3 separate regions of the Homo sapiens genome follow, and regions 1 and 2 are each linked to region 3. The links are chromatin contacts, found by Hi-C or POLR2A ChIA-PET in ENCODE. All regions are on one chromosome and are shown on one strand. The core of a region is the stretch at or near the end of the contact, and the rest is flanking DNA. Distances in the headings are between cores, read along the strand shown. Region 1 overlaps HIVEP3 (HIVEP zinc finger 3). Region 2 overlaps HIVEP3 (HIVEP zinc finger 3). Region 3 overlaps HIVEP3 (HIVEP zinc finger 3).

Region 1 (4,390 bases), core at 983-3,482, 60 kb after region 3:
CTTTATGTGCACTACCTGATTGAGTCCTTCTCAAAGTCCAGCCAGGTAGGCGCCACTGTCATTCCCACTTTACAAATGATAGTTCACGGAGGCCCGGAGATGTCATGTCAATAACTCAGAGCATAGCTAGGAGGTGGAGGAGGCGGGATGCAAACCTAGTAGCCTGTGCTCTTAAATTCTCTTAAATCTCACCCTAAAAATGGCATCCCAAAGGGACTGAGCACACTAAGAGTGGACCTGCCAGGGTTGGGGGTGGCTCTGAGGGTTGACCCAGAGCTGCAGGTCCTCTTGCCGTAGCAACTGGCTCCTGTCACCCCCTGTAAGCAGTGTTGGGCCCCACAGGGCCTGCTCTGGTTCACCGACTCGAAACCAGAGCCCACATATAGGTGGTGACAATGTAAATAACTGATGCAATGGAAACTTTCTATGGAAAAAGGTACCCACTCAAACAGCCACAAAGTCCAAAAAAAGGAAGAACACCACAGCAGACCAAGTGGGCCCTGTGGCACACAATTTCCTTTGGCACAGCCTTTCTGTCTGGCTGAATCTCTGAACTGGTGGAGGTGGGGATGGGGTGGAAGATGGGGTAGCACTGGGCAGGAGTGGGGCAGGTTGAGATCTAGACCAGAAGCCTGGCTGGGTCCCCGGAGGACCCTGGGTCACCAGGCTTCCCCTCTTAGCTAAGGGGGCAGCTGTCGTGTGGGCAGAAAGCAATTCTGCCTCCAAAAACACACACCTGTTATCACAGTCTTCCTAGTAGGCATGAATTACTCCCTGCCCCTGTCCTACTGTGGGCCAGTGGTGGAGGTTCTGTAGTCCCCGGGATCTCCCGAGGCCTCCACCTGCTTTGCTGTGAATAAGTTGCAGCAATCTTGTTATGGGATCTGGTATCTTCTTATTTTAGAAGATGAAATAATCATAAACATAAGTAAAGCTAAAAGATCAGAAGTAACCAGAAGAGGAAGAGGGAGAAGGTGGATTTTTCTGGGAAGCCAACCGTACCATTTTGTTCTTACCCCAGCCCAGGGCGTGCACTCTTGCTCTTGTTTCAGAGGTGAGGAAACAGACTCACAGGTGGTCAAGGACTCGAAGAAGGCCACACAGTGTCTAAGACCAGTAATGTCCAGTTTTATTTAATGCCAGAGCCTTGGGCCCTCCTGCAGTGCAAGGCTGTCCACATCTCTCTGTTTTCAAAGCCTCAGTTTCCTCAGTTGTCAGATGGTGATGATGGAGCCTGACCGTAGCATTAGTATGACTGTGAAAAAATGCAGGGACAGCCTTTGCACGTGGAAGACACTCAACAAATGTTGGGTTCTTCCTCTACCTCTGGCTTCTGTGTCTACAACCCGGGGAGATTTAGAAGCCTTCTTGCGGGGAAGCAGCTCAGGTTTTGGGCTCCCTGGGAGAAAGGGCCAGAACCACTGATTTTCTTATCTATCTTCCCTGCTAGATCCATCACAGCCTGAGACATGGACAAGGTCTTCTTCACCTTTGCACCCTGGGGTCTAGCCCAGTGATGGAGAGTGTCTTGTCCAAGGTCACTTAGCTGGGTGCAGCTGGACCTCAAATGTGGGGCTGCCTCATGGGATTTCTATTGCACCCAGAGAGGGAACACGGTGTCTTCTCTGCTCCCCTGTGTAGAGTGCCTAGTTCCAGGGGGCTTTCTGTGACAGAGGGCTGCGAGGTGTGGCCTGATATAGCAGGAAGCGACCTCACTGCTCCTCCCACACCTACCTTCCCCCGCCCCCCAACCCCCGCCCCAGCAGCTCTCAGAACCTTCATCTCCAAGTGCAGCTCCTCCAGTCTCGTCTGTTCCTCCTCCCGCCACTCCGGTATTCTCCTCGACTCCTGGGCTGGGTGCTCCCCATATACACCAGCAACACCTCCCTTCCTTGTCCCTGCAGTGCCTGAAAACCATGAACTTTTCTTCTGCCAAATCCCAGTGTAGAGTTTATGAGACAGTATATTCCTACCTGCCACTAAATGGAATATGTTATCTTGTACTTGAAGTTCTTCTTTTTTGCTCCTTCATACAATGGAAAGTATCACCATTCTCTATTTTTAAATGCCCTGTCTTTCCTGGAAAACATTTCTGGGTATCCTCAAAGCAGGTCTTGTCGCTATCAATGACTGGGCTCCATTGCCTGTCTCTCTGCCCACTCTCCTTGTTGGGGACGCCTCACTCATCCGTGAGTCAGCTACCATGTGAGAGAGAAGCCTCTTGTCTGGAGAACACAGCTGGGGACCGGGAAGGTTCCCAAGGCAGCCTCCAGGCTGTCAGCTGCATGTCACAGCATTCTCAGACTAGAGCGCACTCCGCTGAAACAAAGGTGAGCCCCTCAGGAAAGTGAGAGCCGGAAGGCTGACCACAGAGAGGGAGGTGGGTCACAGAGCCAACCCCAAACCCCAAAACAGAAGCCAGAAGGAGGAGAGATTGACAGAGGGAGAGAGACTTGGAAGGTGTCCCACCATAACTGAAGAAGGGCACAGGCATTTATTGAGTGCCTTTTGTATACTGGGTTCATACTCATTTCACATACACTTTGTCGCATCTGATCCACGTGGCAAACCCAGGGAGGGGGTGAGAGTCTTCACTTCTGACTCATGAGGAAAGTGAGCTAGTAATGGATGAAACCAGGGTCTGAACCCATGTCTTTCTGATGATGTTAAGGCCAACTCGCTATGCTATACCATGCTACTTCTGTGGTGCTGGGTAAATGAGGCATGCCAGTAATTCTCTCTCTTCCCCTCCCATCCACCCCTTTGCCAGTATCCCAGCATGAACCACCAGGATTATTCCATATGATTCTGCCATGTGTGACCCATGTCTTAGATTTTCATGTTTTCTTATTGATCACAGACCACAATAACAAATAAAACTGAAAATAGAAAGATTCATCCCACAATTCCCTGCCCCACACAGATCAAATTTGACTTTCCATGTGCCGGCCCCTTCTGCAGACGTTCCGTTCAGAGTGGAGGGAAGGGCCACGTGTCAGGAGGGTGTCAGGAGGGTGGCAGGGGCCTCAGGGCCAGCCTTCTTCTCCACTTTCTTTAGGATCAGTGTGTGAGGCCCAGTGCCAGAGTCCAAAGCCCCCCTGCCTCCCTGCCAGCCCTTGGAAAACAGCTGTTATGACCCAGTGAGGCTGGCCCCTGCCAGGCATCCAGGATTTTTCTTTAACCCTTTGTCAGCTGCAGTGATGCCAACCCCCAGTGCCCAGACCGGATGCGGCCCCTACCAGCTGCTGGCAAAGGCCTTGCTTTGATGTGTTGGTGGAGAGTGGAGAGCAAGGGCCCTCCCTCCTCATGATTTTGGGTGGGGCCAGCAGAGGAGCTGGCCCTGGTCCTTCCTGCCCTGGGTGGGTGCCACCTTGCAGATGGGCCCCTCTACCCCTAGTAGCCCCCTCCCTGTTCAACTGTTTTCTAAAAAGAAGACACTTTTATATCAGTTTCTCAATTTTTATTATGGTAAAATACACATAACATAATTTACCATCTTAATCATTTTTAAATGTACAGTTTAGTGTTATTAAATACATTCAAAAAGTTATGCACCCATCACCACCATCCATCTCTTCTTTTCTCTTTCTTTCTTTCTTCCTTTTCTTCCTTACTTCCTTCCTTTCTTTCTTTTCTTTCTTTCTCTCTCTCTCCCTTTCTTTCTTTCCTTTTTCTTTCTTTCTCTCTCTCTCCCTTTCTTTCTTTCTTTCCTTTTCCTTTCTTTCTCTCTCCTTCCTTCCTTCCTCTTTCTTTCTTTCTTTCTTTCTTTCTCTCTCTTTCTTTATTTCTCTGTCTCTCTCTTTCTTTCTTTCTCTTCTTTCTTTGTATAAACTTAAGGGGTACAAATGCAATTTTGTTACATGGATATATTACATAGCGGTGAAGTGTGGGTTTTTAGTACAACCGTCACCCAAATAATGTACATTGTATGCAGTAAGTGATTTCTCATCCCTTACCCTTCCCACTCTCCCAACTTCAGAGCCTCCAGCGTCTATTATTCCACACTTCGTGTCCATGTGTACACATTATTTAGATTCCACTTATAAGTGAGAATATGCAGTATTTGATTTTCTGTTTCTTAGTTGTTTCACTTAAGATATTGGCCTCTTAACTGTTTTCATCTTGTAAAACTGAAGTTCTGTGCTTATTAAACACTGACCCCCCATTCTGCTCTGCCCCAGTTCCGGACAACCCCTATTCTACCTTCTGTCTCTATACTTTTATATCATTTTCAAATTACAAAAGTGATACATGCTTAGTGCTTAAAAAAAGAACAGTATGGAAATGTAGAAACAAGAACGCATGTTTCAAGCCCCACCCATTCTGCAGTGCCCTCCAGGACAAGATTGCATCCCCCAGGTCCTTTCCATCCGTCACAGCTACACAGATA
Region 2 (4,373 bases), core at 1,772-4,271, 39 kb before region 3:
CGTATGGATGGACAGGTGGATGGGTGGATGGATGGATGGACAGATGGTTGGGTGGATAAGATTTGGTACCAGCCCCACCTCGAACTTCTGGCTGTAGAGGCTGGATATATTCAGGGTCCAATTCACAATGGTGTAGAATTCAGGGCTAAACTACAAGTCAGAATCAATTCTAAAAAGCATTATCTTGCCACAAATCAAGTCAGGAATAGGAAAACATTTCATTTCATTGGACAATCAATGTAAACAAATGCCTTGGCCTTCAGCCCTCAGTCTATCTTAGACAGTTGAAGGGAAAAGCTCAGATTTGCTGAGTACCTACTATGTTTCTGGCATCCTACAGATAGGATGGCTTCTAGTTTTCAAAACAGCCCTGTGTTTGACAAATCGGGATGTTTAGGCTGCTCCAATAGGTGAAGCAGCAGACACAAGGTCACACAATCAGTGGTTGAGCCAGAAATGAAAATTCAGGCTGTTCGTTTCCACAGCCCCTTCTCATCCCGACGCCCCATGGGAAATCAGATGGATAGGGCAGCACTTCTTTAGGCAGCAGATCCAGGTGGCTGCAGCCTCAGCGTGACTCACCTGTATCATGGGCTACCTCTCTGTGTAACACAGGGCCTGGCTAGAGACCCCAGGCCAAGGATGGGGGTGAGGATTAGAGAGGAAGGAACCTGGGTTTGTTTCCACTGTGCACCCTGCGAGGGCAGCTTAGTCAGCGGCACGGCCCATTAGTCACTGAGATAGGGTGGGTGGGAGAGTGGGGATGGGTCAGGACTCCGCAGGAGAGCACCTCCCACTCCCACCATGGAAAGACAGCTTGGGACCCCGGCCCTGCTAGGAGAATGCAAAGGTGGGAAGCAGATGAGTTCCTCCACACCTGCCTCTTGGTTCCATTGCTCCTCCAGTGCTAACACATTCTAGCTAAGCGGAGGAGGAAGACAAAGGTGCTAGGGGACCCGGGAGAAGAAAAAGGAAGGGGAAGCTTCCCCTCCTTTTTTGAAAGCAAACAGATCTGTGTTTCTATCCTCTTGCAGTTCCTCCCTGCTCTAGCTGTGTGATCTGGGGCAAGTCATTTCCCTTCTCTGAGCCTGTTTTTGCCTCACTTGGATGTTACAGAAATTAGACAAGATACCACATGTGAAAATGTTTGGCCAGGGCTGGCACATGGTAGGAGTCCAGGAAATCGTTCTCTTCCTGCCCTACCGTCTCTGGGTAGGTCTGATGAGAGGACAGAAAAGCACCAGCCTCTGGCCAGACACAGGAAACTGAGCCCCCACCCCCTGCCAGCTGTCCCTGTTCCTCCCTGCCTCGTATAGGCCTGGCTGTCCTCCCCAGCCATGCTTCTGCCCACTGAGGGCAGGGGGTTGCTTGGGTCACACATCTGTGGATGAATGGTAGAGCCAGGGCTGGTACCCATGACTGCAGACTCCTTGTGCAGTGCTCCTGTTCCCATTTTGCTTGCCTGTCTGCCATGGTGGTGGGGCACAGAGTGGGGTCCCCCCACACGTTGGTTGTCAGGATGAGTGAAGGAGGAAGTGTGAGAGCTCCTAGCCAGGGCCTGTGTAGTGGTGGGTGTTTATTAAACGTTTGTAGAATAAATATGAAGGACACATGCCCCAGAGCCAGCCTCTCTGTATATGGCAGTTTTTACCTTCTTCCCCACTCTTTGCACCCAAAACTGCTGTCATGGGCTTGCCCTGACAGCACTGGAGAGAAAAGCAGGCAATGTCATTCCAGAACCTTTGGGCTTCCCAGTGTCTGTTCCCTCCTCGCCCAATCACACCAGGTTTGCATGGTGCAGCTGTGTATAGGCAATAGAAGAGCGGCAGAGAAGCCAGGGGTGTCCTGTCCCACCTACATTAACTCATCCACTCTCTGGCTGCCCAGCCTCCAGCAGGTCTTGCAATAAGCTGCTTTCAGGATGGCCTTGGAGACTGAGTGGTCATCAGAGAAAAGGGGTGCAGGGCCTTAGGGCCCAGAGCATTGGTGGTGGCCGGGGAGGCAGTGGCCACACCATTGCCAGCGCCCACATCTTCATCCCGTCCACTGGCCAGCAATGTGGATGGGTAGGTTGAGTATGGGGAGACCTGGAGGACTTAGGTTTGAGTCCTGGATCTGCCACTTCTTAGCTGTGTGACTTTGGGCAAGTTACTTCAACCCTCTCATCCCATTTTCTCATCTCTAAAATGGGGATAGACAACTTCCTGGTTATGCCGTGGTTGTGGGTAGGAAAGGGCTGTTTGTGGCTGGGTGCTAGGGTGGCAGTGAAAACACTTTGGAAATGCTGAGATGCTGTCATGTAGGAATGTCATGGCCACTGTGCTGTTACTAGTGCTCTCTTCTGAAGCACACTGGGGAGGTGGGCCAGACAGCCTGGACTTGAGCCTCTGCCTTAAACAAGTCACATGGTCTCTGAGAGCCTCAGTTTTTCTCATCTGTGAAGTGGGCATGATTACCCTGCCTGTCTTACAGGGTTATCTGGAAGCAGACAAGATGATACTGGGAGTCTGGGGTTGAGACATGCTTGGTAGATGTTAGGTGGGTGGGTACAGTGGGTGGAGTGGAAGGAGCGCCTGAGGAAGCCAAGACTTCCTTCCAAGAGAGGCAGAGGGGGTGGGGGCAACCCCAATTTTTTCTCTGCTGAGCTGGGTAACTCCTGGGGGCACATTACTCACCCTCCCTGAGTCTCGGTGTTCCCATCTGCAAAGAGAGTTGTGGGTGCCCAGTGCTCTGTGGGCGGTCACTTGGCCGCCACTGGGCTGTCACGCTGTTCCTCTGCTCCTGGAAGGAGTGACCCACTGAGACTGGGCCTCCCTCTCTGGCAAGTTAGGCCTACGGCTGCCACCGACCCTCTGACCTCACTCGGCTCCTGCCTAAATGCCCCCCAGCTCCAAGTACTTCTCTGAAACAGCCTGGCTTCCTGGAGTTCCCCGTTTGCCACCGGCTGCTCTGTGCACGTGACCTCCAGCTTGAGATGTTGAAATCCTACTCCAGGCTGCCCGGAAACCCCCAGCCGTCTGGGGCCATGCAGGGGCAGAGGCGGCGCGGGCTCCTTGGGCTTTGCCACACTTTGCGGCAGCAAGTCGGGGGCATCGATTCACGTTCTATTTTCAGACATTTCTGTTTCCTCCGCAAAAAGCAGTGGGTGGCCGAGGGAATTCAGCCTTCCGGTGACTGTGAGATGATTCCAAGCACAATATCTTCATATGGATGATGATTTCAGAAACTACGTGAAATGTTGTGGTCTAATGGCGCCATGGTTCATTACCAACGGAGAAAAGATTTTAGAATCTACCCTCTTGGGGATGTGAGTGCTGATGTGGGAGTTTTCTCTCCATAGGTTTCTTTACCCTGTTTGTAGGGAAAGAGGCAGACAGGGAGGCGGGCATTTATGGTGGGCCCAGGAATCCCTATAGCTGCCAAGACAGCTGCCCCATTTTACTGGTGAAGAAGCTAAGGCATGGAGAAAGGAATTGATCAAGCCAAAACAGCACAGTTACACAGCAGCAGAGCTTGGACTGGAATCCAGGGCTTCCTGACCACAAAGCCGCTGGTTTCCAAGCCTGAGTCCAGGTCCTGTGAGCTGATGGATCATGGGAACTTGAGCAAGTCACCTGATGCCTCAGACTCTACTATCTTTCTGCTTTGTGGGAGGGTTGGATTAACTCAAAACTTCTTAAGCTTTTCCACAGAGAAGAGTCAATGAATTTCTTTGAGTTTTAAACATTCTTATGCTATAGCATGTATCAGAACTTACTTTAGGAATTTTTAAATTGTTTTCTTCCCTACATCTCCAAGTAGAATTGATGGTCTGAGAAGATGCCCCGCTACCCCATGGCTCCGTGCTGAGGCCGCCACCTGGATTGAGAAACCCAGGGCTTTACTGATTTCTGAGGACTGGTTCAGCGACAGTGCCTGCGATTTCTGCGCAGTACAAGGGCTTGGCCAGAGTTTGTGAGACCCAGCTGCTTGTCTATATGTCTCTGGGGACGCTGCTTCCCGCTCGTCCTTCCTAGAGGCCAAGGCCTGGGGCAGGCCTTCTCCACATGGGGTGTCCCTCCCACTGGCCAGAGCAGGATGGAAGAGGACCCTGCCCTCCCAGAGGTGGCCAATGCTGAATTTGAGTTTCAGTGCTACCAGCTCTGGCCTTGGACAGATCACATGGCTGAGCTTCATGGTCCTCTATAGACATGGCATGGATCCATATCCTTCTTCAGAATTTCAGTGACACAGAACAGAACAGGTACAGCAAAGGCCCCAGCACAGGGCCTGGCAAGTAGGATGTGCCAGAACAGGTTAAGTGACACCTGCTGTATTTTAGGGCCTCAGAGCCTCACAAATCTGTAAGCCGTTTCCACATTAAAATCTCCCTT
Region 3 (4,812 bases), core at 1,446-3,945:
TACAAATAACTCTATTATAAGGTATTTTAAGTGTGGATACAAATAACTCTATTATAAGGTAGAAACTACTGTATACCCTAGTAGAGGGACAAGGAAAGGCTTCTCAAGGTTCAGTAAGAGAAGGGAAGCAAGATGGTGGTGGTGCTGCTGCTGCTGCTGTTGTTGATAGTAATGATGTTGATGTTGGTGGGGATGATGGTGATGATGATAATCCTCGGGTGCCCATTTGTTGAGCTTCTGCTTGGTGCCAGGCCCTTACCTGGATGCTTTCTACTATCTCATTTACTCCTCGTAACAACTTTCCAATGTCAGGATTACATCTCCATCTTACTCTTGAGGACTCAGAGCTGGAAGAAGACCAGATGGCCTCCCTAAGGGCACACATCCAGTGTTACCTGGGCTTAAGCTTAAGTGTACCTCACTGCAGAGCTGGAGCTCCTTCTTGAACCAGGATCCCTAATCTTTGAGCCAGAGGGCTGGGCATCTCAGAGATGCTCCATAAATGTCTGTTGAATGAATGAATATTGAATGAATGGATCCCCAAGGGCTCAAAGCCTTAAGCCTAGAAGACATAAATAATATGTCTCAAATGAGTATGTGTCCAACCTTAATTTAAATATATGTAGTGGTGCTATAATTACTAAAATACAAGTTAATTGTAAAGCATTAGTTCATTGTAACTTTTGTATTGTTTATTTTCTCAATGAGAAGATAATAGGTATACAGTTACCATCAGGAGTTTGGAGAAATAATTTCATACAAAGAGAGGTCCTTGTACCGAAAATGGTAGAAACATTCTGCCATCCTGCACAGCTTAACCAAAGTGCTTTGCCCAGCACCTGGCACAGAGGTCACTTGGAGAAGGGAGGCAACCCACCAGCCTGTGGCATTTGTCCTGGGTCTACACACGCCTTTCTTACTGGATCTAGGCTGTCACACTCAGAGACTTCATCTCTATGAGGACCTGATACCAACACCTAACAATTTCCCAAATGGCTGTTGAATGCTTGCATGAATGAATGAATAATGAAAGCAAGAATGAGTGAATTACAATGAGCAGTGCTTAGGGAACCCACAAAGGGTGTTTTCCCCGAGGAGTGTTTGGAAGTGGGAGTTCCTCCAGCCTTAGGCCTGAGTACAGGACCAGCATACCTGTGGGGTTCCTCAGGGCAGACAACTTGTGACTTGCAGCTCTGTACTGGGGTTTTGAGGCTGTGGTTTCATCCGCAGGGACCTGATCTTGACCTCGTCATAACCATGTTAGAGAAGGGGTAGTGGCCGGGGCTTTGCTTTCAGCAAGGCTGTGCTCACCATTTTTGGGTGCCTTTTTCAAACTCAGATGAAAGTTGACAGATGGCGGTGGCATAATATTCTCACTTTCTCTACTTCCCACAGGCCTCCCTCCAACACAGTTCTCCAAGCTCTAGAAATCTCTGACACATCTTGACCATGAGACCACGGCTGGTTTTTGGCAGGTGAGCCCTCCCCATCCCCCACAGGACACAGGGCAGTTTCAGCACAGCCCAAAGGCCATTAGGCTGTGTTTTGAGGCCAGGAGGTAGACAGGAATGACCTTAGCCTCGGGCAGGAGAATGGAGCCCCACACGCTACCGACACTTTAGGAAAAAGCCACCCAAATGTCACGAGTCCTGCAGCTGGCATTTCTGCAAATGGCAGCATATGGTGATGGGAGAGTCCTGGGCCAGGAGCCAAGGGAAATGCTTCTGACCCCAGGCCTGCCTTTATTGCTCAGGAAAATCTTAAGCAAGCATCTCCTTTCTGGGTCTCTGTTTCCTTGTCTGCAAAGTGAGGGAGTGGGACTCGGTGAACCCAGCAGGGCTCAAGCCAAGGCCCTGGGCTCTGGGGAGGACAGTGGGGCTGACACTGCAGCTGTGTACCACATCCTTAGAACTCAGTCTCCTGTTTGATTGCTCCATGGACTTTACAGCCACAGAGATCCTGGACTGAGCTGTGTGTTCACCTTATATGTGTACGTGTGCATTTTGGGGAGGGGGCCTGTATTTCTCCTAGTAAATGCTGCTGGAAGTCAAACTCAGATGCAATCACCAGCCCCATGCCTGCCCTCTCATGACCTCGTCATCAGGACATCATTTATTGCCTGTTGTGCTCTATCCTCTGTGCTGGGCACTGAGGCACAGAGATGAACAAATCATGGCATTATCCTCAAGAAGCTTCTGCTCCAGTGGAGGAGATCGATGTGCAAATAGCCACAGAACAGCAAAACCTGTGAAGGCAGGAGGGCTCTATTCTGTCGGGGTTTGGTTGTGGGGGTAGTTCAAGGAAGACAATTTAAAGTTGACGCTTGAACTGGGCTTTGAAGGATGAATAGAAGTTCACCGGGTGAAAAATGGAAGAAGAGCATTCTGAGCCCAAGGGACAGCAAGTGGAGCAGTGGAGTCGCTGGGATGCAGGGCCCAAGAGGAGGAGTATGGGAGTGAGGCCAAGAGAGCGGCAGGACTCTGGTCACCCAGGAGCTCAGGCTGGGTCCTACACAAGCAGGGAAGGGAGACAGTCAGCCCTGTGGTTCTGAGAGAGGCCCCTACCGGGGTGTGGGAGGGTGGGGAGGAAAGTGGTGGGGAGGCCGAGATGAGAGGAGGTGCACATGTCAGAATCTACAGAACCTCAATAGGGGCCCAGGGCAGGACACCCCGTGCTGAAGTGTCTGTGGCCTCGGCTCTCACAGACTCCAGCATCCCTCTGCATCCTTTCAGGTCCCCGGGGCCCCATCCTGCGTTGGGCTGCCACTCCAGCCACAGGACTGCTTCTCTTCTGCTCTTCCAGTTCCCACTCACTCTCCTCCTTTCCTACCCCTGAAGGACAATAGGCCACCCCCTCCTGGGCAGCAATTCTGTAAGGATTCAATGCTGTTCCCAAGGCCCCTGAAGCCTTCTTCTTGATAGCAAGGTTGTACTAGAGTGATTTCTGTGTGGTGGGTAATAGCTGGCAATTCTATGGTTTTACAGTTTCCTCCGTTGGTAGAACTCAGAACACTTTCACACACCTGTCGTCTCACAGGAGTGTAGAATGAGTAGGTTCTGGGGCCAAAGAGAGCCTTGCTCCAACCCTGCCCTGCCCCTCCTTTGAGGAGCGGTGGAACCATCAGAGCCTCAGGAAGGCCTCTCTGTATAGAACACCCACCTCCTGCAGCGGTGCCAGAGTCAAACGCAAGAGCTCAAGCGAGAGGCCAGCACGGTATGCACCACGTGCTCAGCACTTACTTTCGGGGCTTCCCTGCTGACTCAGCCCTGCGATGGAGTGAGTGGCAACTGATGGGCAGGGCTGGCCTAGAGCCACCTGTGAGTTTTGGGTTCAGAAGGTGGTGTGATCAGTCAGCGTGCGTGCCTTAATGGGAGGTCAGGCCAGCGGGCTTGACTTTCCTCTGAAAAATGAGCTCAGCAGAGCTTTCCTGACACCCCTCTGATCCTGGCATTGGTGGACACTGGGGGCCCAAACAAGAGCAAGTTTGCCCCTTCTCCAGAAGGGACACATAGACAAAGGAACAGCCACACACTGAGAGCAGGAGCAGCCCCACAGGCCCAGGGCAGAAACAAGAGAAGACCAGGAGAGAGGGAGCTACATTCAGTGGGGGCTGTGGCTAGCAGAAGCATTGTGGGGGGTGGGGCCAGGAGCACTGGCACCCGAAGGATCCATGGGAGTTCTTAGATCAGCAGTGGGGTCATGGGGCCCCAGTGGAGAAAGGCATGGCACGGGAAACACCAGGATGTGTTGGGGTGTCAGTAGTTGGTGTTTTCGATGTCCTGCCCAGCAGAACTCCCTGTCACAGAGAAGCATTCATGGAAGCTTAGCACACAGCTCCCTCATCAACTTGGTTCTCATCGGAAAGATCACACCCAGGGTCAGACCCCACAGTTCAAGGGCAACATGGATGAGCTACATGATAAGGCCAGATAGACAACCTCTAATGCCTCTAAGACTTTTCTCGACTGGAATTGAAGGCACACATTACCTGCAAATGCTGACATAAACCTGGTGATGTTATAACATCTGTGCTGGGTGCTGGGATGGAGATGAATAAACTTAGTCTCTACCCAGGTAGAGACAAGGAGGGAACAGGTCCTCAGACACCTGTACTGCATGCCCATCAGTGCTCTCATGGAGGGGTGTTCAAAGTGCTATGGGACCATAGAGGAGGTACCAGCCAGAGGACAAAAGTAGGGTGGGCATCATAAGGAGGGAATCTGCACCAGAGGGTAATGATGAGAATGTTTATAGCAACTGAGGTTTATTGAGCACTTACTACATGCCAGGCACTGTTCTCTAAGAGCTTTACACAGATGTACACTCCACCTGCACTAGTCTGTGAGGCAGGTGCTCTTTTCATCCTCTTTTACAGATGACAACTGACGCACAGAGAGACTGTGACTGGCCCAAACACACAGGGCTGTGAAGTGGCTTAGCCAGGGTGAGCCTAGACAGTCTGGCCCCAGAGTCTATGCTTGAATGACCCTGGGTAGCCTTTCTCTGAGCACTAGAGGCACCTACAGGGTTGATACTATGTCTTTTGCTCTAGCACCTAGCAGGCCCTCAATTAAAATGTGTTCACCAATAAGAATGCACAAATGCCTGGATGAACTGGGCCCTGGAAGACTGAGGGCAGCATGTGGGGATAGAGATGGCACTCATGCAGAGGGAAGAGCTGGAGCAAAGGCCTCAGATCAGGGCATCTGGCGTTGCAGAGGGGTGCTGCCCCTCCCAAAGCACTGGAAGACTGAGAGTTTAGACAGCAGCCTCTCCAGCCAACTCGCTCTCCCTCACCCTGTCCCAAAGGCC

What was found. A loop is a pair of places that touch in the nucleus more often than their neighbours do. ChIA-PET counts read pairs that join two places held with the same protein, here RNA polymerase II (POLR2A). Pooled maps may share reads with other maps.
Region 1: a map with no recorded cell type shows a loop between it and region 3 (4-fold over the local background). The contact joins two enhancer-like sites. A Hi-C loop is called at or near these places in 2 of 37 single-sample maps with no recorded cell type and 2 of 50 pooled maps. POLR2A ChIA-PET finds 5 or more read pairs at or near these places in 5 of 52 experiments (A673, AG04449, GM12878 and 2 more).
Region 2: a loop to region 3 is called in a map of DLD1, with 5 times the contacts of the local background. The contact joins two enhancer-like sites. A Hi-C loop is called at or near these places in 2 of 168 maps with a recorded cell type or tissue (DLD1 and endothelial cell of hepatic sinusoid), 5 of 37 single-sample maps with no recorded cell type and 4 of 50 pooled maps. POLR2A ChIA-PET finds 5 or more read pairs at or near these places in 3 of 52 experiments (RWPE1, activated T-cell and activated naive CD8-positive, alpha-beta T cell).

The regions. Positions count from the first base shown.
Region 1 is chr1:41,637,638-41,642,027 of GRCh38, reverse strand. All of the region lies in intron 2 of HIVEP3 (HIVEP zinc finger 3), which reads left to right. Among named protein-coding and RNA genes, the nearest start is that of EDN2, 160 kb to the right of the region's middle. Within about 2 kb of position 2,232, at least 2 of the 41 ENCODE cell types and tissues checked have a DNase peak (open chromatin) inside an H3K27ac peak, as active enhancers do; they include GM12878, where a contact is called at or near this core.
Region 2 is chr1:41,737,824-41,742,196 of GRCh38, reverse strand. All of the region lies in intron 1 of HIVEP3 (HIVEP zinc finger 3), which reads left to right. Among named protein-coding and RNA genes, the nearest start is that of HIVEP3, 180 kb to the left of the region's middle. RefSeq lists enhancers at 2,788-3,007, 3,038-3,187. Within about 2 kb of position 3,021, at least 17 of the 41 ENCODE cell types and tissues checked have a DNase peak (open chromatin) inside an H3K27ac peak, as active enhancers do.
Region 3 is chr1:41,697,579-41,702,390 of GRCh38, reverse strand. It overlaps HIVEP3 (HIVEP zinc finger 3), which reads left to right. Exons shown (of 9, transcript NM_024503.5): 2 at 1,396-1,475. Among named protein-coding and RNA genes, the nearest start is that of EDN2, 220 kb to the right of the region's middle. RefSeq lists silencers at 2,577-2,646, 2,657-2,716 and enhancers at 2,957-3,006, 3,027-3,076, 3,097-3,316, 3,397-3,476. Within about 2 kb of position 2,695, at least 2 of the 41 ENCODE cell types and tissues checked have a DNase peak (open chromatin) inside an H3K27ac peak, as active enhancers do; they include GM12878, where a contact is called at or near this core.